Linked DNA regions of Homo sapiens: region 1 is linked to region 2. Evidence: chromatin loops called from intact Hi-C (ENCODE). Cell type or tissue: B cell. All regions are shown on one strand. Each heading gives the region's core, and the rest is flanking DNA. Links, peaks and the distances in the headings are about the cores only. Region 1 overlaps SETD2 (SET domain containing 2, histone lysine methyltransferase). Region 2 overlaps KLHL18 (kelch like family member 18).

Region 1 (8,000 bases), core at 1-8,000, 220 kb before region 2:
CTTTATCAGTGTCTCTCCCATTTATCCTTAGCCATTTCTTATATTCTATTACATCCTAATCTCACTGCATGGTATAATACTTCACTTTAAAGTGTGGGCTATGTCACAATGCCATAGGTCTCAACCTTGAGTGTGTATCCAAATCCCATGGAGAGTTTGTTAAAACTTGCTGAACCCATCCCTAGGGTTAAACTAAACAGCTCTGGGGTTAGGTCCCTAGAATTTACATTTCCACACTGAATACAGAGGCAGATATATGAGAATTGAACTGAATTTTATTAAGCCAGACATTAAAGAGATTTATAAAAATGTAAAGCGATGCAACTCTTTTCACTAAAAAAAAAAAAAAAATTTAAATAATCATTTTCCAAGGCCAGGCACAGTGGTTTATGTCTGTAATCCCAGTGCTTTGGGAAGTTGAGGCAGGAGGATTGCTTCAGGTCAGAAGTGAGACCAGCCTGGGCAACACAGCAAGACCCTGTCTCTACAAAAAATTTAAAAATAAGCCAGGCATGGTGGCATGTGCCTGTAGTTCCAGCACCTCAGGAGACTGAGGTGGGAGGACTGCTTGAGCCCAGCAGTTCAAGGCTGCTGTAAGCTATCATCATGCCACTGCACCCCAGGCTGGGCAACAGAGCAAGACCCTGACTCAAAAAAAAAAAAGTTATTTTTCATAATACCATGTTATTTTTATCAATAAGTAATGGGCTTACTATTGTTACAGTTAAGTCCTCACTTAAAGTCATCAACAGGTTCTTTGAAACTGCAACTTACAAAAGCAAAACAACATACAAGGAAACCAATTTTACCATAGGCTAACTGATACTAAACAATAGTTAAGTTCCTATGGCAGATTTCTGGCCACAAAACATCAACAAACTTCTAAATAAAGACCAAGATGGGCTGGGTGTAGTGGTTCATGCCTGTAATCCCAACGCTCTGGGAGGCCAATCTGGGCCAACACTCAAGTGATTCTCTGTTTTAGCCTTCGGTCTGAGCCCTTGGAGCAGCTGTAACTAGATGCATGCAAAACCATGCCCGGTTAATTTTTTTTTGTTTTTGTAGAGATGAGGTCTCACTATGTTGCCCAGGCTGGCCTCCTTTGGCTTCAAATGATTCTCCCACTTGGCCCTAATGTGGTTTTAAACAGACATTCTAAATTTCTCAGTTGTGATTTTTAATATGATTAAGTATAAGTAATTATAACCCACATAACCTATATAAGCAAAAGCACTTTGGGGCCAGGCACGGTGGCTCACACCTATAATACCAGTACTTTGGGAGGCTGAGGCACATGGATTGCTTGAGGCCAGGAGTTCAAGACCAGCCTGGCCAACATGGCAAAACCCCGTCTCTACTAAAAATACAAAAATTAGCTGGGCATGATGGTGTGTGCCTGTAGTCCCAGCTACTCAGAAGACTGAGGCACAAGAATCGCTTGAACCCGGGAGGCAGAGGTTGCAATGAGCCAAGATGGCACCACTGCACTCCAGCCCAGGTAATATAGCAAGACACTATCTCTAAAAAAAAAAAAAAAAAGGCACTCTGGGGGTCATCAATAATTTCTAAGAGTTGTAATCTAAAACACACTACGTTTATCTTTACATATATATATGTAAATTCCTCTCTCTTCCATGTTTTTATTTTCTACCTTGTCATGCAACAGTAACTTCCACGCTTTTTGAAAACAAATAGACGCTATTTATACTGCTCTGCCCCTCATTTTTGTCGCTTAATATATTTTAGAAATCAGTCGGCAGGACACGGTGGCTCATGCCTGTAATCTCAATGCTTTGGTGAGGTCAGGAGATCGAGACCAGCCTGGCCAACGTGGTGAAACCCCGTCTCTACTAAAAATACAAAAATTAGCAAGGCGTGGTGGCGGGCGCCTGTAATCCCAGCTACTCAGGAAGCTGAGGCAGGAGAATCTCTTGAACCCAGGAGGCAGGGGTTGCAGTGAGCCGAGATCTTGCCACTGCACTCCAGCCTGGGCGATAGAGCGAGACTCCGTCTCCAAAAAAAAAAAAAAAAAAAAAATCAAATCAGTATCAATGGCTCCTTCAAACCTAACAGATCTGTTTCAAGGCAAACATATCCAAGCTGCTTACCTCATCATTCTTCAGGGCCATGAAATAGTAATGGATGTTTTTGTTTCGTGCATACTCCTTCACTCGAGCTTTAAACTCTTTATGATCGAGTACCTCTCCACAATATTCTAGGACAAAGGTGTTCCTGCAAACCAAAAGGAAAAAAATAGCACTTCCTACCTAGGAGCAGTAGGGAAAACATATATGCTCAGGCAAAAATAAGGAATTTAAATAAATACTGCAATGTGGATAAATTCAGTTATTACACAAAATAAATTTCAAACACATGTCAAGTATCTAGCTTCTAACCAAGGTTACTTTTCTCCTTCACAGTACTTTTCAAAGAATGTTGATTCTAAGATGCTTTTATAATTTATACCTACTACCAAAATATATATCCTTTAACTAGATACTAAATCATTCAAGTCTGGCTTACAATATCAAAAAAAGTTATTAACAGCTGGAAAACAGCTCTGAAGAAATCAAGAGACACTGAAAAGTTAGAGGATTTTTGCTCTAAAAAAAAAAAAAAAAAAAAAAAAAAAAAAAAAGGCAGCCGGGCGCAGAGGCTCATGCCTATAATCCCAGCACTTTGGGAGGTAGAGGCGGGTGGATCACCTGAGGTCACAAGTTCGAGACCAGCCTGACCAATATGGTGAAACCCCATCTCTACTAAAAATACAAAAATTAGCCAGGTGTGGTGGCATGCACCTGTAGTCCCAGCTACTTGGGAGGCTGAGACAGGAGAATTGCTTGAACCTGGGAGGCAGAAGTTGCAGTGAGCCGAGATCGCGCCACTGCACTCCAGCCTGGGCAAGAGAGTGAGACTCCGTCTCAAAAAAAAAAAAAAAGGAAAAAGAAAAAGAAGAAGGCAACTTAAATATAGCAGCCCTTCTGCTGTCTTTACTCTCAAAGGTCTCTAAAAATGTTAAAGATCAAATCTAATTCCCTTTATGTAATGACATTCTCTTTGACGTCTCTTTAGAATGTTATCAGTAATTGTTATTTATCTTCTTCTTTGGCATCTTTCAGTTACCCTTTATCTTTGAATGTTCTTTTCTTGATTATTTACCTATTTATTCTGAACTGAAGATATTAAATTATCAGTCTTTTCCCCTTCTCTTAATTCTCTAAAAGCTCATTCTAACCAATGACTTCAACTATTAGTTCTATGTAGACAAATGTTATACTATGTTTTACTCTGAAGTTCTGACATAAAATGGCCTGCCTGAAAGTCTTTTCTTATCCCCTCAAAATAAACATACCCTAATTCTAATGAAAGAAATTTTTTTAATGTAAATCTTTTGTATTTGTTTACAACATACTGGCATAATCAATGTACTTATTAAAGGAGTTAACTTCGCCAACTGAAAAAAATTAAATCCTTTTACTTTAAAAAATAAAGCAATTAAAAACAAATGAGAAAAGAACACATATATTAAAAAGCAGAGCTCAAAAACAGGATTGGAGAAGTTTATAGTGGATGTATATATATATTTATATAGTAGTCCATCACAAACACATTTAGGTCTCAATAATAAAAATCTGATTATTCATGGGTAAACCTAGAAAGTCAAATTATTACCTCTATAACCAATATTTGAAATGTCCTTTCTAACCCCAGAAGCTTATCATCTTGCAAATAATTTAAAATGATGACAAAATTTGAGGTCCTACAATGTTGGACTCTCCACTTCCAGGATTAGTGCCCTCCCTCAAGAAAAAGAAAAGTCACTTTGGGTGGCGGGGGGGGGTGGGGGGGGGGTGGCAGGATTGCTTTGGCCCAGGAGTTCAAGACCAGCCTGAAAAACACAGGAAGACCTCATCTTGACAAACAATAAAAAATTAAAAAATTAGCCGGCCATGGTATTATGTGCCTATAGTCCACTACACCAGTTGAAAGCCTGGGGCAGGAGAATTGCTTGAGCCCTGAGTTTGAATCTACAATGAGCTACAATCACATTACTGCACTCCAGGCTAGGTGACAGAGCAAGACCCCATTGCATTAAAAAAGAAAAAAAAGCTGGGCACAGTGGCTCAAGTCTGTAATTCCAGCACTTTGGGAGGCCGAGGTGGGTAGATCACTTAAGCCTGGGAGTTTCCGACCAGCTGGGCAACATGGTGAAATCCCGTCTCTACCAAAATAAATAAATTTTAAAAAATGTTTTAAAACATTTTTTAAAAACTTAAAAAAGAGAGAAAAAGAAAAATGACATCATGGACTGCCTTGTGAATTAAATGTGGTGACTACAAAACATATATTATCCAGGATCTGGAACTGCACACATAAAAAATATTTCCAATCCCTCTTCTGCCAAAAATCTATCTTCCCTAAACTTACTCATTTAAGGCTTGATTACCTGCTTTTGAAAGGTAGTATGAAAAATAAAAATAAAGCATATTGATGTCATCTGGCATCGATATTATGCCCATTTGACAAATAAGACAGAGTTTGGATAATGTAGGTGATCTATCCAACTTCATAAAGCTCAATTACAGCCTGGGATTCAAACTCCACCTAAATAACTATTTACCTCATTATATTATAAAGATGCTTTCTTGAATTTTACTAAAATATTCAATTCTAATGATATTACTCTCAAATCACCTTATTTAGAAAAAGTTCTTAAATATCAGAGCCTGACCAGCCAGTAAATCACTCAGAGTAGAGACCCCACATCAGGAAGTTGGAAGGATATACCAACACACATGGATCTAACAGTTTGAGCTTGAGGAAGCAGCTGAGAGAAGCATCTCAAAGTCCTCAGGAATTTGGGGAATGTAGGAAGAGTGGCTAGACCCTCCAGCTGCCTGACCTCCAAAAAACTAAATGAGGCCAGTGTAAAAGTCTATCATGCAGTCCTTAAAACTCTAAGATTTAGGTTTCTTAGAGAAGCTACGTGTCTCAATTAAAAACCAAAATAAAAACAAAAACAAAGCAGAAAACATCATATTGCCTGGCATGCAGTGACTAAATCCCATGAAGGCAAAGGCAATGAGAAGTGTGATTCTTATGATTCTTATTAATCTTTTTCTAAGCCTGAAATTTGCTCCTGGCTGAATAGGGTCACTTCATTGAACTCCTTCTCCTTAAAGCCTGTTCAGGGCAACAGGGCTCTACTATGGCAGGTGGGTGGGGACAGAAATTGTCACTGTCACTGCAAAGCTATGGAAGGTTTAGGGGTTAAGGGTAACGTCTGCAACTCCCTTTAAGCTTCATCAAAAAAAGACTGATAGATAAAAAAGAGACGGGCAGACAGAGAATGTAAAATAAAGCAAACAGAACAAAATGTTAATAACTATAAAACCTAAGTGGTGCTTACATGGACACTAACTGTTCAACTCTTTCAACTTTTCTGTAAGTTTGAAACTTTTTATTAATAAAACGGGCCAGGGGTGGTGGCTCACGCCTGTAATACCAGAACTTTGGAAAGCCAAGGTGAGAGGATCACTGGAGCTTAGGAGTTCGAGACCAACCTGGGCAACACGGCAAAACCCTGTCTCTACTAAAAATACAAAAAAATTAGCAGAGTATGGTAGTGTACACCTGTAGTCCCAGCTACTGAGGAGGCTAAGGTTGGGGGATCACCTGAGCCCAGGAGGTTGAGGCAGCAGTAAGCTGTGATCGCGCCACTGCATTCAAGCCTGGGCAACACAGTGAGACCCTGTGTCGGAAAACAACAAAAAAATGTGGAGGGGAAAGATGGCTTCTAAAAAAGCCTCATTTCGGCCAGCCACGGTGGCTTACCCCTGTAATTACAGCACTTTGGGAAGCCAAGCCAGGCGGATCACCTGTAGTCAGGAGTTCGAGACCAGCTGGGCCAACATGGTGAAACCCCCTCTCTACTAAAAATAGAAAAATTAGCTGGGCATGGTGGCGCACACCTGTAATCCCAGCTACTCAGGAGGCTGAGGCAGGAGAATCACTTGAACCCGGGAAGCAGAGGTTGCAGTGAGCCGTGATCGTGCCACTGTGCTCCAGCCTGAGTGACAGAGCAAGACTCCATCTCAAAAAAAAAAAAAAAAGCCTCATTTGCCCAAATGTCCATCAACTAACAAAAGGATATACAAAATATCGTATACCCATACAAGAGAGTATTATTCAGCCATAAATAGGAATTAAGTGCTGACACATGCTGCAATACAGATGAAACCTCAAAAACATAATGCTAAGTGAAAGAAGCCAGACACAAAAGGCCACATATTGTATAATTTCATTTATACGAAATACCGAGAATAGATCAACCCACAGAAACAGACAGCAAATTAGTGGCTGCCAGGCCTGGGAGGAGGCAGGTATGAGAAGATTCTGCTTAACAGGCAGAGTTAGTTCCCTTTTCAGATGATGAAAATGTTTTGGACACAGACAAAAGTGGCAGTTGCACAAGATTATGAATGCACTAAATGGTACTGAATTGTAAACTTTAAAATGGTCAATATTATATTATGTGAATTTTACCTCAATTAAAACCCTATCTGGTATCCAATTACATTAAGTCAACCTGGACTGCCTTCTCTTCCTACAACTGGGAGATTTCCTAAAACTACAGGGGTTTTGGTAATAACCTGCTTTTTTGGTGGGGTCTGCCATGGCACTTTAACACTAACTAGTAACTTAGCTCCAAATAATTTCTCATCCTGTGTAGCTCTGACAATCTGTCCTTATTAAATGGTAATACTCTACCAGTAAACAACGCAAGAGTTTTGACTAGTTTATGAAATTCATAAACTATTGGTATTACACATCATCATGTGGCAGTTATAGGAGTAGGAAGGTATGGGAAACATGGAAACATTAAGTCCTAGTATATTTTACCAAAGCAGGGTTCTCTGTGAATAGCTGAAGAAAACGGAAGAGCTTTAGGAAATTTTAACCTGGCTTATAAACTGGAGCCATATATCCTTTCCTCCCTTCCCCAGTCTCCTTTCCCCTTAATATGAGAAGAGCACTGAGCTATCAAAGAGTGTCTGTTGCAAGTAACAGAATTTAGATCAGGTTTGAAGCTATGTGTTTTACTGCAGATACCACAAAAGACCAGCATCCAGACAGCTCATCCACTATTGTCCCTGTAAGAGAGGCTTGTGTCCAAACTGTGGTTCCTTTAAAAAAAAAAAAAAAAAAAAAAAAAAAAAAAATCTCAAGAAGGCCTGGCTGGCTAGGGCAGAATGAAAGAAGGCATCTTTGAAAATGTGCGTCTGGACTAGAACTAGTGATTTTGGAAATTCAATGGGCTGCTTTGAGAGGTATTGAGTTCTGTATCAACAGTGTTCAAAGGAAGTGTAACCAATTATTTGTTTAAAATATTATAAAGAATCCAATGAATGGATATGGGGCATATGACAATTCTGTGGGATATTTGCTTCAAATAAACAATTAAAAACCAGTTATGAGAAGCCTAGGCAACATAGTGAGGACCCCATCTCTACAAAAAATAGAAAAATAAAGTAGCTGGGCATACTGGCTCACACTTATAGTCTCAGCTACTCAGAAGGCTGAGGCAGGAGGATAAATTGAGCCTGGGAGGTCGACACTGCAGTGAGCTATGATTGCGCCAGGATACTCCAGCGAGGGTGACAGGGCAAGACCCTGTCTCAAAAAAATAAAAAACAATAAAAACCAGTTATGAGCCAGGGTGTGTTTTTACAAAACTTAGAGGAGAAGAGAAATCTATGAGGTTCCTACTAGCCCCCTTTTTGTGTAACAAAACATGTTGCTTTCTGATTGGTTCCCAAAAGGATAGATTAATATCAACATCATTTCTTATCTTCAAAGGAAAAAAAAAAAAAGAACAATTTGCTTATCAAAAGATATATGAGGATTCCTGTCATAAAACTAAATTATTGCCAAGGGGAAAACAGTGAGAAAAAAAAATTATTGTCTTTATTACCTGTGTTTTGAATTCCCACAATAAA
Region 2 (16,633 bases), core at 3,495-11,494:
ATATTGGAAAGATAGGGAGAGTGTAGGGGATAGTACATGAAGAAAGGTATCAGGACAAATTCTTAATCTTCCATAATAGGAATTAGATTAGTAATATAATAGTTATCTTTTGCCGCATAACAAACTACCCCAAAATTTGTGACTTTTTTGTTTTTGAGACTCCATCCCAGGCAGGAGTGCAGTGGCACGATCTTGGCTCACTGCAGCCTCTGCCTCCCAGGTTCAAGCGACTCTCCTGCCCCAGTGACCCAAGTAGCTGGGATTACAGGCATGCGCCCACTAATTTTTGTATTTATTGTAGAGACAGGGTTTCATCATGTTGCCCAGGCTGCTCTCAAACTCCTGATCCACCCTCAAGCAATCCACCTTCCTTGGCCTCCCAAAGTGCTGGGATTACAGGCATGAGCCACCCTGCGTCCGGCCCAAAATTTAGTGACTTAAAACAAGTATTTATTATCTCACAGTTTCTGCTGGCCAGGAGTTCAGAAGCAGCTTAGACATTTCTCACAAAGTTGCTGTCATCTGAAGGCTTGGCTGGAGCTGGAGGATGCTCTTCCAAGCTCACTCAGGTAGCTGTAGAAGTCTTCAGTCTTCTTCATATGGGCCTCTCTTAAGGATATGTTATTTAGCTTCTCTTAGAGCAAGTGATCCAGAAGAAGAGGGTAAGAGGAATTTCAGTGCCTTTTATGACCTAGCTTTGAATGTGACATACCATCGTCACTTCTGCTATATTCTGTTGGTCACATAGACCAACCCTGACATGTTGTGGGAGGGGACTGCACAAGGGTGTAAATACCAAGAGTGAGCATTTACTGGGAGCTATTTAGAGGTTGGGTACCACAGGGAATAACTCAAAGTGAAAAGTCAACAAGTAATATGTAAGCACATATTATTTAGAAAGATGGAGAAAAGTCCTAGAAGCAAGAGGTTGCCCCTGGGAGTAGGAATCGCGGGCAAGGAATCAAGAAAACAGAGACTGCTAGTTGTTGTTTTTTCTTTTGTAATAAACCTCATAGAACAACTCTAAGAAATTTGAGCAGAGGCTGGGTGCGGTGGCTCACGCCTGTTTAATCCAATGATTCGATCTTCCAACCTCAATCCTTGGATAAATATGACACAAAGAGATGACCATCAGATAGTGAGATTCCCTGGCTTTTCACTAATGTGGAACCTGATAAAAAGGAAAAAAGGACTGTTTTGCTCTTCCTGGAGAATAGAAAGTTCTTAAGTGGAAATGTTTATATAGCTTGGAGCTATAAATGGCTTATTGAAGGGAAGAGCCTTTTGGCAGATAGTTGGAAAACACTTTATAGAATTCCTCAGGCTAAGGGTGTGTCAGTGAGGATTTGACACTCATTGGAGGAAGAGTTGGCCTCTGTCCCTGCTAGCCATACAGAGCAGCAGCCAGTCCACAACACCAGTGTATCTCCTCATGCCCCTGCCTCCGGCCCAGTCACTACATATTTACTCTTCTTGAGGAGCATACTGTTAGGAGCACCAGCATTCTTGGACCATTTGTCTAGTCCATCTGCCTGAGGTTGGGATAAAGTGTTACAGGAATCAGGTATTTGAGTTGGTGGAGTAGCTGAAAGGGGTGCATTGGAGACTACCATATAAGTAAAAACGATTACATGAAACCATTCAGGCTTAAATTTTTTAGCTGTTTTAACGCTTCATTAAAATGTATTGTTTACATTCTTCTACTGTAACTGAGTATATTGCATTTAAAATACTTCAGGGTCATCATGCTAAGCCTTGGCCTCCATGCCCTGGGATGCCTTCACCGCCTTTGCAGTGGGCAGTGGGGTATGCTGTGGAGCCGGGCGGAGGGGCAGGGTGGGTTTTTTTGTTTGTTTGTTTTTGTTTTGCATTCCTCAATATCTGTCTTTGTATTTTACTTTGCCCACAGATTGGGGACCACAAATTCAGTGCCCACCGGATTGTCTTAGCAGCCTCGATCCCGTATTTCCATGCTATGTTTACAAATGACATGATGGAGTGCAAGCAGGATGAGATTGTAATGCAAGGAATGGACCCAAGGTACTGAATCCCACCATTAGGTTTCGCAGGCTGCTTTCCAAGTGCAGTTTCAGCCTGTGCACGGTTCCGTTGAGGACCTGCAGCAGGACACAGTGTCTAATAGCCTAGCTCTACACAAATAATAAGTGATTAATAAGCAGATTAGAACCTGGGCCAGTGGTCTGAGATAGGGTTAAAATGAAGGGAGTTTTGATGGGGCTGTTTTTACCTTACTATAAGAGAAATACATTTAATAGGACCTAGACTCCATGATTTTTTTTTTTTTTTTTGACTGGGGCTGGGTTTAAGAGTGGTGGTATATTATTCTCTGCACTTTTCTGGGCTAGTCATTTTAGCTGACAAAACAGTTCTTCAAATAAGTGTCTTCATTTACATCCCTTCTTATCAGTCTAGAACAGTGTTGTCCACTGGAGGTTTCTGCAGTGATGCAAATGTTCTTTCTATTTGTATTGCCCAAAATGGTAGCCACTAGACACAGATGGCTATTGAGCACTCGAAATACGACTAGTGGGACTGAAGAACTGAATTTTAAATTTTGTTTAATTTTAATCAATTTAATTTTAAAGTTAAATAGTCACATGTGGCTAATGGCTACTATATTAGACAACACAGGTTTAGAAGGTGGCAGATCTTATGGTTATTTCATGGTTCAGAAAATTGAAGCTCAAGGAGATCAAGCCCAAGGTTATCCCCTTAGCTGGTAGTCAGTTATTGCCCAACCTCTTAATCTGACAGTGGTGACAACTAGGGGGAAAAGAGCTAGGAGACTGTGTGTTACCCTCTAGATGATCAAAGTGCCCCAATACCGGAAGAGGATTTATATACCCATGGCAAGGTAGAAATCTCAGGTCAGGCCAGGCAAGGTGGCTCACACCTGAAATCCAAACAATTTGGGAGGTCAAGGCGGGAGGATTGCTTGAGGCTAGGAGTTCAAGACCAGCCTGGACAACATAAACCACATCTTTATAAAAAAAAATTGTTTTTAATTAGCTGGGCATGGTGGTGCACACCTGTAGTCTCAGCTACTTAGAAAGCTGAGGTAGGAGGTGAGCCGAGGAAGTCAAGGCTGCCGCGAGCTGTGATCACACCACTACACTCCAGCCTGGGCAACAGAGTGAGACCTTGACTCTTGAAAAAGAAAGAAAGAAATCTTAGGCCAGTTACTTATGAGGAAAGACGTAGAAGTAAGGTGTCCAAGGGCAGTTGTGCCCTCCTATTCTCTGAGGTGTGTGTCTGAAGGAGGCATGCTCGTCCCATGAATAGTCCAGGGGCTTCATTTAACAGAGATTGCCTGAACATCCATGATGAGCACAGCTCTATCAAATATCTGAGGTATAGCAGTGAGAAAACAGCACCTCTTCTCATTCTGCCAACCTTTTTTTTGGGGGGAGTGGAGGGGGAGGCAATGGAGTCTCACTCTTGGCACCCAGGCTGGAGTGCAGTGGTGTGATCTGGGCTCACTGCAACCTCCACCTCCCAGGTTCAAGCAGTTCTACTGCCTCAGCCTCCCATGAGTAGCTAGGATTACAGGCACCTGCCGTTTTTTTTTTTTGTTTTGTTTTGTTTTGTTTTTTTTTTTTTGAGATGGAATCTCACTCTGTCGCCCAGGCTAGAATGCAATGACATGATCTCTGTTCACTGCAACAACCTCCGCCTCTTGGATTCAAGCGATTCTTCTCCCTCAGCCTCTCAAGTAGCTGGGACTACAGGCTCATGCCACCACGCCCGGCTAATTTTTGTATTTTTAGTAGACACAGGGTTTTGCCATGTTGGTTAGGCTGGTCTCGAGCTCCTGACCTCAGGTGATCCGCCCGCCTCGGCCTCTTAAAGTGCTGGGATTACAGGCGTGAGCCACTGCGCCCGGCTTCTGCCAGCTTTCTAGTAGTGATTTGGCAGTCACCAAATACATGCATGGTATGGCTAAGAGTGAAAGTGATATGAGAAAAGTAAAGCAGAGTAAAGGCTAGTGAAGGATGGTGGAGTCTGTGCTATTTTCAGGTGATCAGGGAAGGCACCTGTCATGGGGTGGCATTTGAGCTGAGACATCTTAATTGAAGTGAGGGAATGAGCCATCTGGGGGAAGAGCCCTCCAAACAGGGAGCAGTCATTGCAAAGGCCCTGAGGTAAGAATATGTCCAGAATGTTGGAATCAAGTAAGAAAGGGAGAAAGTGGAGGTGAGGAGGATAGATAGATGGAGAGGGACCAGAGCACATACAGCCTTATAGCTGGAATTTGGATTTCATTTTCAGTGTGAATTGAAAGCAGAAAAAATGTCAGAAATCTCATTCTAGAAATTTACCCCAAAGAAATAATTCAAAAACGTTCTAACAGCAATAAGATGGTAATGGCTATTATGCTTACCAATAAAGGAAATAAATGATAGCATATTTGCATGTTGAAATATTATATAGCAGCCACTAAAAACAATAAACATGAAGACAGTGTACCAACATGGGAAAGGCTTGATAAGTATTTTATGATTATATCCATATAATTCATGCATGTTGGCGATCAAGGACTAAAAATGAATGTAGAAAAATGACCGCTGTTGACTTTTTCAGTAGTGAAATTGTAGGTGATTGTGTTCTCTTTTTTAGAATTTTCTGTAGGGCAATGAAGACAACTTGGTAGAATGAGTTTTAGGCTGTGGTGAAGTAGTTACTCCATTAGATAGATTCTCAAAGGGCCTGGGCTAAGTAATGTCAGTTCAGTTAGGGCCTGAGTCTCCCGTGGGCCAAGACTCGTCTCTGAAAGCACCTCACAGCTTTCCCTCTTTCCTCTAGTGCCCTGGAGGCTCTGATCAACTTTGCCTACAACGGCAACCTTGCCATTGACCAGCAAAATGTCCAGTCATTGCTGATGGGGGCGAGCTTCCTGCAGCTGCAGAGCATCAAAGACGCCTGCTGCACATTCCTTCGAGAACGGTGAGGTGATGTGGTGGGCCTGGTGGAGAACATGACTATTTCATTTCTGGAATCTTCTGCCAGTTTGCTGAGTTCTTGGGACCATATATAGGTTTATGAAGGGAGTGAGCTGGAAAGGTTATTCTGCAGCACTTACATTTCTTGAAATCAGTTTGTAGCAGTGCCCACTTCTTTGAGATGAATTTTTTCAGAACATGATTTACATAGTCCAGCCTGCCCTTTCCCTTGGCTTGACATGTACATCTTCTGTTCCTCCCCCTCCGATCTCACCAGCCACTAATTTAGCTGATTTCTCACCAAACTGATTTGTGCAGTGCTCCTCTACTGTTCCATAGCCATCTCCATCTTTGTTTAGGTACTTTGCTCTCTGAATTTCTTTTCTTTTCTTTTTTTTTTTCAAGACAGGATCTTGCTCTGTCACCCAGGCTGGAGTGCAGTGGTATGATCTCGCCTCACTGCAACCTCTGCCTCCCATGTTCCAGCAATCCTCCCACCTCAGCCTCCCGAGTAGCTGGAACTACAGGCACGTGCCACCACACCTGGCTAATTTTTGTAATTTTTTTGGTAGAGATGTGGTTTTGCCATGTTGCCCAGGCTGGTCTCAAACTCTGCCCACCTTGGTCTCCCAAAGTGCTTGGATTACAGGCATAAGCCACTGCTCCCAGCCCTCTTTGAATTTCTTGACCTTCCTTTTCATACTTCAGTTATTTAAGAGCCTACCCAAATTTCACTTACTGGAATTCTCTATCCTCCTTAGTCCATTGGGAACTATCATTGTATGCACTTTTATGGTTGGGACCATGGATTATACCCCCACCTATTTCCAGTGCTTGGCAGTAGGCCTCGTGGGTCTCCTGTGACCTTCTGCCTGAGCAGTTAAGAAGGCTCTCCCTCCCCCTCAAGAGCCAGAGCTCTTAGTCATAAGGTAAAGGCCTTTTAACCAGCAGAGGCTTGGGGATGTGGGTTAGTGCTGGGCCACAGACAGGCAGGAGGACCCCAAACAGCACCCCTGTGTCTATGGTGCTTCACACACCCAGCCTTCACCTGAGCCTACTCTGATCACTAGGTATCTGGTCTGTCAGCATTCCTCCTGACTCAGATCTGCCCTCCGAACCTCATCCCCTCATGGAGCTGACCTCCCCTCCCCTATTCTCACTCCACCTATCCAGTTCAGTTAGCAGCTTATGGACCACACCCGCTGTCTGTTCATATCCTGCCCACACGGTGCTCATGGTCATCACACTGAGTACTGCTGTGTGTACAGCTAATCAAATAACCGTGGTAATGATGCCTAAGATTTAGTGGGGAGCTCATCTGCTGAACACTGGGTAAAGGGTTTCATCCTGAGGTAAGTGGTGCTGTTCGCAGTTTTATAAAGACCTTGTAGTAAGAGTAAAGCTGCGGAACCAACCTTGTCCCTGCTGTGGGATGCCTTCTGGGGCAGGCCAGAGGGTGCATATGGAGATGTGAGGAGCACACACTATCTTTCCTGCTCGTTTGTGAGCTTTTTAAGACACAGACTGGACTTAGTTCACCTCTTTTTCCCACAGAACTTGGAAAATGACTTCCTTTTTTCTTTTTCTTTCTTTCTTTTTTTTTTTTTTTTTTTTTTTTTTCTGTAAGGTAGAGCCCCAGGCTTGGAGGCCTTGGGCTTTACCACTGCTGAAATGACTCTGTGGCTAAGTAGGATTAATCCTGGAAAGGATTGTTGACGAGCCTCGAATCTTCACCAATGGACAACAGCTCCACCTAGGGGGCTTTTGAGATTGTCACTGTCAACACTGGATCCAGGCTATGTTGTAAAGTACTGTTATCTAAAAGTTGCTTAGAAAAGTGATTTTTAGGCCAGATGAGGTGGTTCATGCTGTAATCCCAGCATTTTGGGAGGCCAAGGCAGGAGGATTGCTTGAGGTTAGGATTTCCAGACCAGCCTGTATGGCAGAGCAAGACCCTGTCTCTACAAAAAAAAAATTTTTTTAATTAGTCAAGTGCAGTGGCTCACATCTATAGTCCCAGCTACTGGAGAGGCTAAGGTGGGAGAACTGCTTGAACCAGGAGCCCAAGGCTGCAGTGAGTTACAATCACCTTACTCCAGCTTGGGCAACTGAGCAAGACTCTGTCTCTAAAAACTAAAAAGAAAAAAGAAAAGTCATTTTTAGGCCAGTGCAGGTTTGCATGCACCAGTAGCATTTTAGGAATAAGTACTTACGCATAAACCTGATGTTTTGAGCCTATCTTTGACATTTTTTCATTCAGCCCTTCAGGACCCTTTCTGAGACCTAAACCTATACCTCTCCTGTTTCCTGCCACAGACTCCAGAGCCATGGCCTGCTTTCTGTTTTCTCACCAGTAGTTCCTATTATTGTCTCTGTTCCTTGGAATGATTCTCCCTGAGCCTCGCTACAGAATGTGATGGTGTCTCCCAGCTCCCCACTTCGTATGTGCCCTTGAAGGTGCATCATTTTCTTTTTTTTCTTTTTTTTTTTAAGGCGGAGCCTTGCTCTGTGAGACAGAGTGTCACTCTTGTTGCCCAGGCTGGAGTGCAGTGGCGCGATCTTGGCTCACTGCAAGCTCCGCCTCCTGTGTTCACGCCATTCTCTCGCCTCAGCCTCCCAAGTAGCTGGGACTACAGGCGCCTGCCACCACGCCTGGCTAATTTTTTGTACTTTTAGTAGAGACGGGGTTTCACCATGTTAGCCAGGATGGTCTCGATCTCCTGACCTTGTGATCCGCCCGCCTCAGCCTCCCAAAGTGCTGGGATTACAGGCGTGAGCCACCACGCCCAGCCGAGGGTGCATCATTTTCAAGATTTGATTGCCAGCGACTTGAGGAAAACCATTCTGAGCACCAGTGGAAAAGATATGTGACAGCACAGAGAAGCCACAATGCCATCAGAGTTCTTAAAGCCACAGTTCCTGAGGCTGCTCAGTCTATTACATCTTCAGCCCGCTGCTTTTTTTCCCCCTGAGGCTGGGGTTGACTTTTTCTGGTGGCCCTATTTCCGGCCTTCAAATGTATGGGCCTCCTTGCTTTTAGGCAAGCACTGGAGCTGTGTATTTTCTTGCTTTTTTTTTTTTTTGAGATGGAGTCTCACTCTGTCACCCAGGCTGGAGTGCAGTTTCGTGATCTCGGCTCACTGCCACCTCTGCCTCCCGAGCTCAAGCATTCTCCTGCCTCAGCCTCCGGAGTAGCAGGATTACAGGTGCCTGCCACCATGCCCGGCTAATTTTTGTATTTTTATTTATTTATTTATTTTTGAGACAGAGTCTTGCTCTGTCGCCCAGGCAGGAATGCAGTGGCATGATCTCAGCTCACTGCAACCACCACCTCCCAGGTTCAAGCGATTCTCCTGCCTCAGCCTCCGGAGCAGCTGGGGCTACAGGCGTGTGCCACCACACCCAGCTAATTTTTGTATTTTTAGTAGAGATGGGGTTTCACCATGTTGGCCAGGCTGGTCTTGATCTCCTGACCTCAAGTGATCTGCCCACCTCGGCCTCCCAAAGTGCTGAGATTACAGGTGTGAGTCACCACACCCAGCCTTGGAGCTGTGTATTTTCTGAAATTCTCTCAGAGGTAGATTGGTACACCAAATGCGTCAATGAACCACGTCAGTAACCTGTTTAATTCAAGTCACCGCTTCCTGCCTCTGATAAAGCATTATGTCTTATGCTGTCTTCTTGCTTCCAAAGTCAAGCTGTGTCAGCAAGGAAGAAGGTTGTGATGTGGCTAATGAAAGACGTGGGTCTCCATCAACCCTGTAGCTGTAGGTTTATTTTCCCTCATATCTCCCTCCTCCTCTTGCATGGGCCCCTTTCCTGTGTGGCCGCTCTCCTTCCTTTTCCCCCACTAATTGCCTCACAAACAGGCTCCCCACGTCCCCCATCCTCTTGGATGTAAAAGCCCAGTTCAGTTAAGAAGGTGTGTTTTGGCTGGGTACGTTGACTCACGCCTGTAATCCCAACACTCTGGGAGGCCGAGGCAGGGTGGATCACCTGAGGTCGGGAGTTCGAGACCAGCCTGGCCAACATAGTGAAACCCCATCTCTACTAAAAATACAAAAAACTTAGCTGGCTATGGTTGCAGGCACCTGTAATCCCAGCTACTCGGGAGGGTGAGGCAGGAGAATCGCTTGAACCTGGGAAGTGGAGGTTGCGGTGAGCCGAGATCGTGCCATTGCACTCCAGCCTGGGCAACAAGAGCGAAGCTACATCTCAAAAAAAAAGAAAAAAAAAAAGGAAGGTGTGTTTTGGCCGGGCGTGGTGGCTCACGCTTGTTATCCTGGCACTTTTGGAGGCCGAGGCAGGCAGATCGCCTGAGGTCAGTAGTTGGAGACCAGCCTGGCCAACATGGTGAAATGCCATCTCTACTAAAAATACAAAAATGAGCCGGCCGTGGTGGCGCACGCCTGTAATCCCAGCTACTTGGGAGGCTGAGCCAGGAGAATCACTTGAACCCAGGAGGCAGAGGTTGCAGTGAGCTGAGATCATGCCGCTGCACTCTAGCCTCGGCAACACCAGGAGACTCCGTCTCAAAAAAAACAAAAGGGAAAAAAAAAGGTGTGTTTTGTGCTCAGTATTATGCCAAGCTAATCAAAGACACCCAAAAATAAGGTACGAGAATCCTAACCTGAGAAGGAGAGTTTGGAAATGAATGCCAATGGCTACGTTGATCATTGGCTCCCATATCCTTGGACTTGATCCAGCTTCTGCCCCGTGGCATTTTGAATCCTCCTCTCAGGTTGATGTCAAAGTGTTAGGAAATAGTGAAGCACATGCTGTAGAGGCCCAGGGAAGGTTTATCTTTATATCTGCCTTATATTTGTAAAGTGCTTTAACAAGTCTCATTCAATCACTATAAGTGCTTTAGGAGAAAGGCATTTGACAGATGACTGAGCTGACATTCTGACCTTCAGCGCTGTATTCCTCAGTGGCCATGAACTTTGCCTACATCTTGCTCTCTGCTTATGTTTCTGTGCTCTTCTAAATTCACATCAGTTTCCAAAGCAATGGACAGAGCAAGCTCAGGCTGGAATGAAATAACTATGTAGAATTTTGACTAGTCATAAAGCCAGGCTCCAAGGTACCTTGCCCATTCATTCAGTCCTTGATGGGTCAACTGCTAGGGGACAATAGTGAATATTGCTAAATAAATATAACCCTGTGCCTAAAACCTTAACGTCGGGGAAAAGACATAAACCTTTCTAATGAAGAAAAGCATGCCCGGCCAATTTTTAATCTGATCAATACCATCCCTACAGAGAATCAGTCATGGAGCCAAATAAGAATCCCCCAGGGTCTGCTGCTGTCACCAAGATTTTAGAATCGCACTGGGCTCGTTTGGAATTTTCTTAGATGCAACAGTAGTAAGAAAAACAAGCTGGGCACAGTGGCTCATGCCTGTAATCCCAGCACTTTGGGAGGCCAAGGCAGGAGGATTGCTCGAGCCTAGGAGTTTGAGACCAGTCTGGGCAACATAGGGAGATGCTTTCTCTACCAAAAAACACTTTTTTTTTTTTTTTTTAATTAGCTAGGTGTGTGGTTTCAGCTACTTGGCAGGTTGAGGTAGGAGGATCACTTGAGCTCAAGAGGTCAAGGCTATCATGAGCCATAATTGCACCACTACACTACAGCCTAGGTGACAGAATAAGACCTTGTCTCAAAAAACAAAAACAACCATAATAAAAAATTAAGACAGCCATTAACTTCATACCAGGTACCATGTATCATGGCTCAGCCCTAAGAGGTGGGTAGCTGTTGTCATCATCTTCTTTCAGGTGAGCAAATTACTGACACTTGGAAGAACATAACCCACCCAAGTTGCCCCATGAGCATCAGGGCCAGGATTTATCCTGGGTTTCTCTAGCCCTGATGAGTGTAAGTCTGCCAGGCTACCGTGGGAATGTGCACAAGAGTCCTGATTTCAATCTCAGCACCACCACTTGCTTATCTCAAGGGACTGTGAGCACCATTTTTGGTTTCCCTGAGCCTGTTTTCCATCTGTGAGTGCGTTACTACTTTACAGGTTAAGAAGATTCTGGAGAATGTGTATAAAAGGCCTAGCAAAACACTTGACTCACTGATGGTAAATAAATGATAGCTGCTGCTGTTGTTTCTGCTTGTCTGAACAATTAGGCCCGTGGAGTCTCTTTCTATCTAAAACAAGAAAAAATCTCAGCATTTTGGGAGGCCGAGGCAGGTGGGTTGCTGGAGTTCAGGAGTTCAAACCTGCCTGGACAACATGGTGAATCCCTGTCTCTACCACAAAAAGTACAAAAATTAGCCAGGCATGGTGGCACCTGTAGTCCCAGCTACTTGCAGGGCTGAGGCAGGAGGATCGCTTGAGCCCAGGAAGTCAAGGGTGATGTGAGCCGTGTTCACGCTACTGCACTCCAGCCTGGGGGACAAAGTGAGACCCTGTCTCAAAAAAGAAAAAAAAGGAAAAAAAAAGACAAGTATAAGAGTTCCCATACTAAAGAAGCCATCTGTCCGTGTTGTGTTTTTTTTGTTGTTGTTTTGTTTGTTTTTTGTTTTTTGTTTTGAGACGGAGTCTTGCTCTGTCGCCCAGGCTGGAGTGCAGTGGCGCAGTCTCGGCTCACTGCAAGCTCCGCCTCCTGGGTTCACAGCATTCTCCTGCCTCAGCCTCCCAAGTAGCTGGGACTACAGGCGCCCGCCACCACACCCGGCTAATTTTTTGTATTTTTAGTAGAGACGGGGTTTCACCGTGTCAGCCAGGATGGTCTTGATCTCGTGACCTCGTGATCTGCCTGCCTCAGCCTCCCAAAGTGCTGGGATTACAGGCGTGAGCCACCGTGTCCAGCCCTGTCTGTGTTTTTTAAACTCTAATTCTGTGACTTCAGTGCCTTCCTTGTGACCAAAGTTGAGATAATGCCCTGGACACTCAACCAGGAATTTCAGTGGTGGAACGTCTCAAACAGATTTTCAGTGCCTGCACTCCTGTGATGGTTACTTCTCACCTTCTGACAGTTACTTTACAGAACTACCCAGAGAGCTCATTCCACCTGACGCACAGAGCACCAGGCCCAAAAGGCAGGGACCTTTGAGGATAATCTTTCTTCTTAATTTTATACCTTTAGAAGTTGAGTCCCAGAGAAATACAGTTTCCAACAAAGCTGAGGTTAAGAATTTGTTTTCATTCTGTGGCTCTACCCAGAACCAGCCTGAGAATGATCAAAGATAACATCCTTTCTTCCTCTAATTTTTTTTTTCTTTCCTTATGCCAAAGGCTTCACCCAAAAAACTGCCTGGGTGTGCGCCAGTTTGCTGAGACAATGATGTGTGCTGTGCTGTACGACGCTGCCAACAGCTTCATCCACCAGCACTTTGTGGAGGTGTCCATGTCAGAAGAGTTCCTGGCCCTGCCCTTGGAAGACGTGCTTGAGCTGGTGTCTCGGGATGAGCTGAATGTCAAATCTGAGGAGCAGGTATGTGAGCCCAGTAGCAGTCTGTGCAGGTGACATGAGATGCTGCTCTTTATAGTCATTGTTTTGTTTATGTATTTTTTTACAAAGTTAAGATCATGACATGTATGTGGCTGTTGTATATTATTGGGCTTGTTTTACTGTATCATGCATTTTTCATGAAAACTTTCTATGTTTTATTTATTTTTTTGAGATAATATCTTGCTCTGTCACCTAGGCTGGAGTGCAGTAGCAAGATCATAGCTTACTGCAGCCTCATCCTCCCACATCAGCCTCCCGAGTAGCTGGAACTACAGGCACATACCACCACACCCAGCTAGTTTTTGTATTTTTTGTAGAGACCGGGTTTCACCATGTTGCCCAGGCTAGTCTTGAACTACTGTCCTTAAGTGAGTTCAGCCTCCCAAAGTGCTGGGATTATAGGCGTGAGCCACCGCACCTGGCCTCCATACATTTTAGTGTCTAAATAGCATTCTGTTGATTTTTGTCAACCTACTCACCTTATTCTTGCATGTTTGGGTTATTTCCAATATTTACTATTAGAAATAATCCTCCTGTGAACCAGAAACAGCAAGCATAGATAATTTTTTTGTTGTTTTTTTGAGTCAGAGTCTCATTCTGTCACCCAAGCTGGAGTGCAGTGGTGCGATCTTGGCTCACTGCAACCTCCATCTCCCAGGTTCAAGCAATTCTCCCGCATCAACCTCCTTGAGTAGCTGGGATTACAGGCATGCACCACCATGCCAGGCTAATTTTTATACTTTCAGTAGAGACGGGGTTTCACCATGTTGGCGAGGCTGGTCTCGAATTCCTGACCTCAAGTGACCCGCCCATCTTGGCCTCCCAAAGTGCTGGGTTTACAGGCGTGAGCCACTGTGCCCGGCCTAGTATAGATAACTTTTTGAAAGAATCTTGTTCTAAGGAAGAACAGAACATTGGGGCAGCTGTGGGAGGGGTCTGTGAAATCAAGAGGGGTTGTTGTTTGTTTGTTTTTGAGAAAGAATCTTGCTCCAACGCCCAGGCAGGCTGGAGTGCAGTGGCAACAATCTCAGCTCACTGCACCTCTGCCTCCCGGGTTCAAGCAATTCTCCTGCTTCAGCCTCCCAAGTAGCTGGGATTACAGGTGCCCGCTACCATGCCTGGCTAATTTTTATATTTTTAGTAGAGATGGGGTTTCACCACGTTGGCCAGGCTGGTCTTGAACTCTGGCCTCACATGATCCTCTCACCTTGGCCTCCCAAAGTGCTGGGATTATAAGCATGAGCCATCATGCCAGGCCTTTTTTTTTTTTTTTTTTTTTTTGTGAGACAGAGTCTCACTCTGTCACCCAGGCTGGAGTGCGATGGCACAATCTCAGCTCACTGCAGCCTCAGCCTCCCAGGTTCAAGCATTTCTCCTGCCTCAGCTTCCCAAGTAGCTGGGATTACAGGTGTGCGCCATCATGCCTGGCTAACTTTTGTATTTTTAGTAGAGACGGGGTTTCACTATGTTGGCCAGGCTGTTCTCGAACTCCTGACCTCAGATGATCTGCCCACCTCGGCCTCCCAAAGTGCTGGGATTACAGGCGTGAGCCACTGCGCCAGGCCCGACCTTTTTTTTTTTTTTTTAAAGTGAGAGAAATTACAGCATATTTGACTGCTGTTGGGAGTTTTCCAGAAGAGAGGGAAGAATTGATAATATTGGAGAAATGGGAGAGCAGTTGTTGGAATGATGTTCTGGAATAAGTGAGGACAGTCTAGGGCATAAGGGTGTGCATCTTTGATAGGAGCACAAGCCATCCATATCCACAGTAGCAGGAGGGAGAGCTGGGGCACACGCCCAGGGACGGGGGACAGGTAGATTCTTACTGAAATTCTCTTCTGATTTTCTATTTTCTCACCTGAGAGTGAGGATGAGGGACGAAGGTTAGAAACTTAAGGAAGGCCGGGAGCAGTGGCTCACGCCTGTAATCCCAGCACTTTGGGAGGCCAAGGTGGGCAGATTTGTTGAGCTCAGGAGTTTGAGACCAGCCTGGGCAACATGGCAAAACCCCATCTCTACTAAAAGCACAGAAGTTAGCCAGGCCTGGTCCAGCTTAAACTCCTGGCCTGTAATCCCAGCTACTTGGGCTGAGGTGGGAGGATTGCTTGAGCTGGGAGGCAGAGGTTGAGGTGAGCTGAGATTGCGCCACTGCACTCCAGCCTGGGCGATGGGGCAAGACCCTATCTCCAAAAAAAAAGAAAGAAAGAAAGAAAAGAAAAAAGAAATTTGAGGAGGGATTAAAAGGTATGATTTATTTTCCTCTTTCCTCTAGAAAAGGGGGATGCTAGAGAGGTGAAGCGGGCTTGATAGGAGCCTGGGAGAAAAGTGGATCCTGGGCTTGGCAGCATAGACACTGTGGTTTCGAGGAAAAAGCCTCATTCCAAAAACTAGGTGTCCTGTCCCTAGCTCTTAAACTAATTAATATGACGGGGGGCGGGGGGGCAGCTCACATTTCTTTGAGTGATACATTTCATAAGGGCTGTAGGGCTTTAGAGGGAGAGGTCCTTGTGGTTGGAGCCATTAAGAAAGGCTCCTTGGAGAACATGGATCTAGAGCCAGGCCTTAAAAATAGGGGAGTGGGTTTAGATGAAGAGGAGGAGATGAGGGCATTTTAGATGAGGGGGGACAGTGTAAACAGGAGAACCAGCCCAGCCTTGCCGGAGTACAGAGAGGGTGATGGAGGGAGTTTAGAGGGAGCAGGGGTACAGGAGCAGCGGGAAGGGAAACAGGCATTTTGTTTTCACAGAAAGTAATAAGATGCCATTGATGATTTTTCACTAGGAAATCATAATCATAATGAAATTCAGGAAGCTGTTCTAGTAGCCTAGGAAGTAGAGAGAAATCAGGGATTTCAGAGACAAGTAGGAGAAAAGATTGATGGGCCCAAGGGACTGCTTCAGTATAGGAAGTGGAGGCATTGAGATTGGAGGCCTGGGGTGTGGCCTCTGGGTGGGAGGATTTGCTGCCAGAACATCCACTCTCATGACAGGTCTTTGAAGCTGCATTGGCCTGGGTCAGATACGACCGGGAGCAGAGGGGTCCCTACCTGCCTGAGCTGCTGTCCAATATCCGCCTGCCCCTCTGTCGGCCCCAGTTCCTTTCAGACAGAGTACAGCAGGATGACCTGGTGCGTTGCTGCCACAAATGCAGGTGAGTGAGGGTGGACCTGCACAGGACACTGCCAAAGGTCTAAGCAGGGAAGAGGAGTTGGCCACCTGTTCCAGTTCTGGAAAGAAAGCATTTAGAGTGATCAGTCTAATTCATGGCACACAGATTGGTCTGCCCTCTGTCTAGAAGCTGGAACAGGAAGTGTGAAGAGCCCGAATCTTATGCCTTGGGCAGAGAGATGTGCCATGTGGGAGCATCAAAGCAGAAAGGGCTTTCCCCTGCTGAGTTATCTGAGGATTTTCCAGCATCTTTCCCCACTGAGCTATTTATGAATGTGCAACCATCTTTACTGCCTGCTCTGACCCTGTCCACACCAGCAGCTCACTCAGTGGCGCAAATGGGACTTCCTGGGGCTCATTGCCCTCTTCAGTAAATATTAGTCAGTGCTGTGGGCATGGAGGGCCTCTGCCAGGTGTAGGCTTTACATCTACGATGATGGGCAAGGGGCAGACATGTTTACCAACACATGAAACTTTTACCCAGAGCAAATCAATGACAACATGGTACAGCAGAGTTACCCAAACAGTTCAGAAGATGGCAGCCCTATAGGATGATTGCTGTAAAAGTAGAACAGCAGAGAAAAATGTTCATTCTCCTCCAGATTGCTTATCAAATTCACAACCCTGAAATATTTTTTTCTCCTTTGCTGATAAAAACTTTACACACATTCAGCTTTCTTTCATTTTCCAACTCCTGGTTGGGATCAGCTGGTTCAGGAGGAAGTAAGTGCCTGTCCATGGCAGATGGTGTGAAGGTGTGTGTCAGGATGGGGTGGAGTAGTGTCTGGAGGTAGCTAGGGCCCAGTGACCAGCGGTCTCAAGGGTGCTGTTGAGGAGTTTGGACTTTATTCTGTCGGCAGTGGGTGGCTATTGAAGGTTCTTAGCTTGAACTCTAGTGTGGAAGTGGAATGGAGGGGCAGGCCTGAGGCAGGGAAATGTGTCAGGAGCTGCCACCGTGGAGATGAGTGGTGATTAATTGCAGGTTGCAAGCCACGGTGCAGTCGTAGGGATGGAAAGGAAGGGCTAGGTCTGAGTGGCAACA

Evidence for each region. Peaks named below come from ENCODE experiments on the same cell type or tissue, not always from the same donor. Only the 100,000 strongest peaks of a DNase experiment are listed, where the experiment ranks them.
Region 1: it touches region 2 in a loop (4-fold over the local background); 5 of 110 quality-filtered maps call a loop at or near these places.

Annotation. Positions count from the first base shown.
Region 1 is chr3:47,103,889-47,111,888 of GRCh38, forward strand. It overlaps SETD2 (SET domain containing 2, histone lysine methyltransferase), which reads right to left. Exons shown (of 21, transcript NM_014159.7): 6 at 2,109-2,232. Among named protein-coding and RNA genes, the nearest start is that of SETD2, 56 kb to the right of the region's middle. In B cell, for the core only: no CTCF peak of the experiment used is centred there; no DNase peak of the experiment used is centred there; H3K27ac peaks cover 446 bases.
Region 2 is chr3:47,317,744-47,334,376 of GRCh38, forward strand. KLHL18 (kelch like family member 18) reads left to right here. Exons shown (of 10, transcript NM_025010.5): 2 at 1,910-2,040; 3 at 4,825-4,965; 4 at 12,208-12,406; 5 at 15,414-15,574. Among named protein-coding and RNA genes, the nearest start is that of KLHL18, 43 kb to the left of the region's middle. RefSeq lists a silencer at 5,976-6,270. In B cell, for the core only: CTCF peaks have their summits at 6,728 (motif pointing left) and 6,938; DNase peaks (open chromatin) are centred at 5,998 and 6,708; H3K27ac peaks cover 655 bases.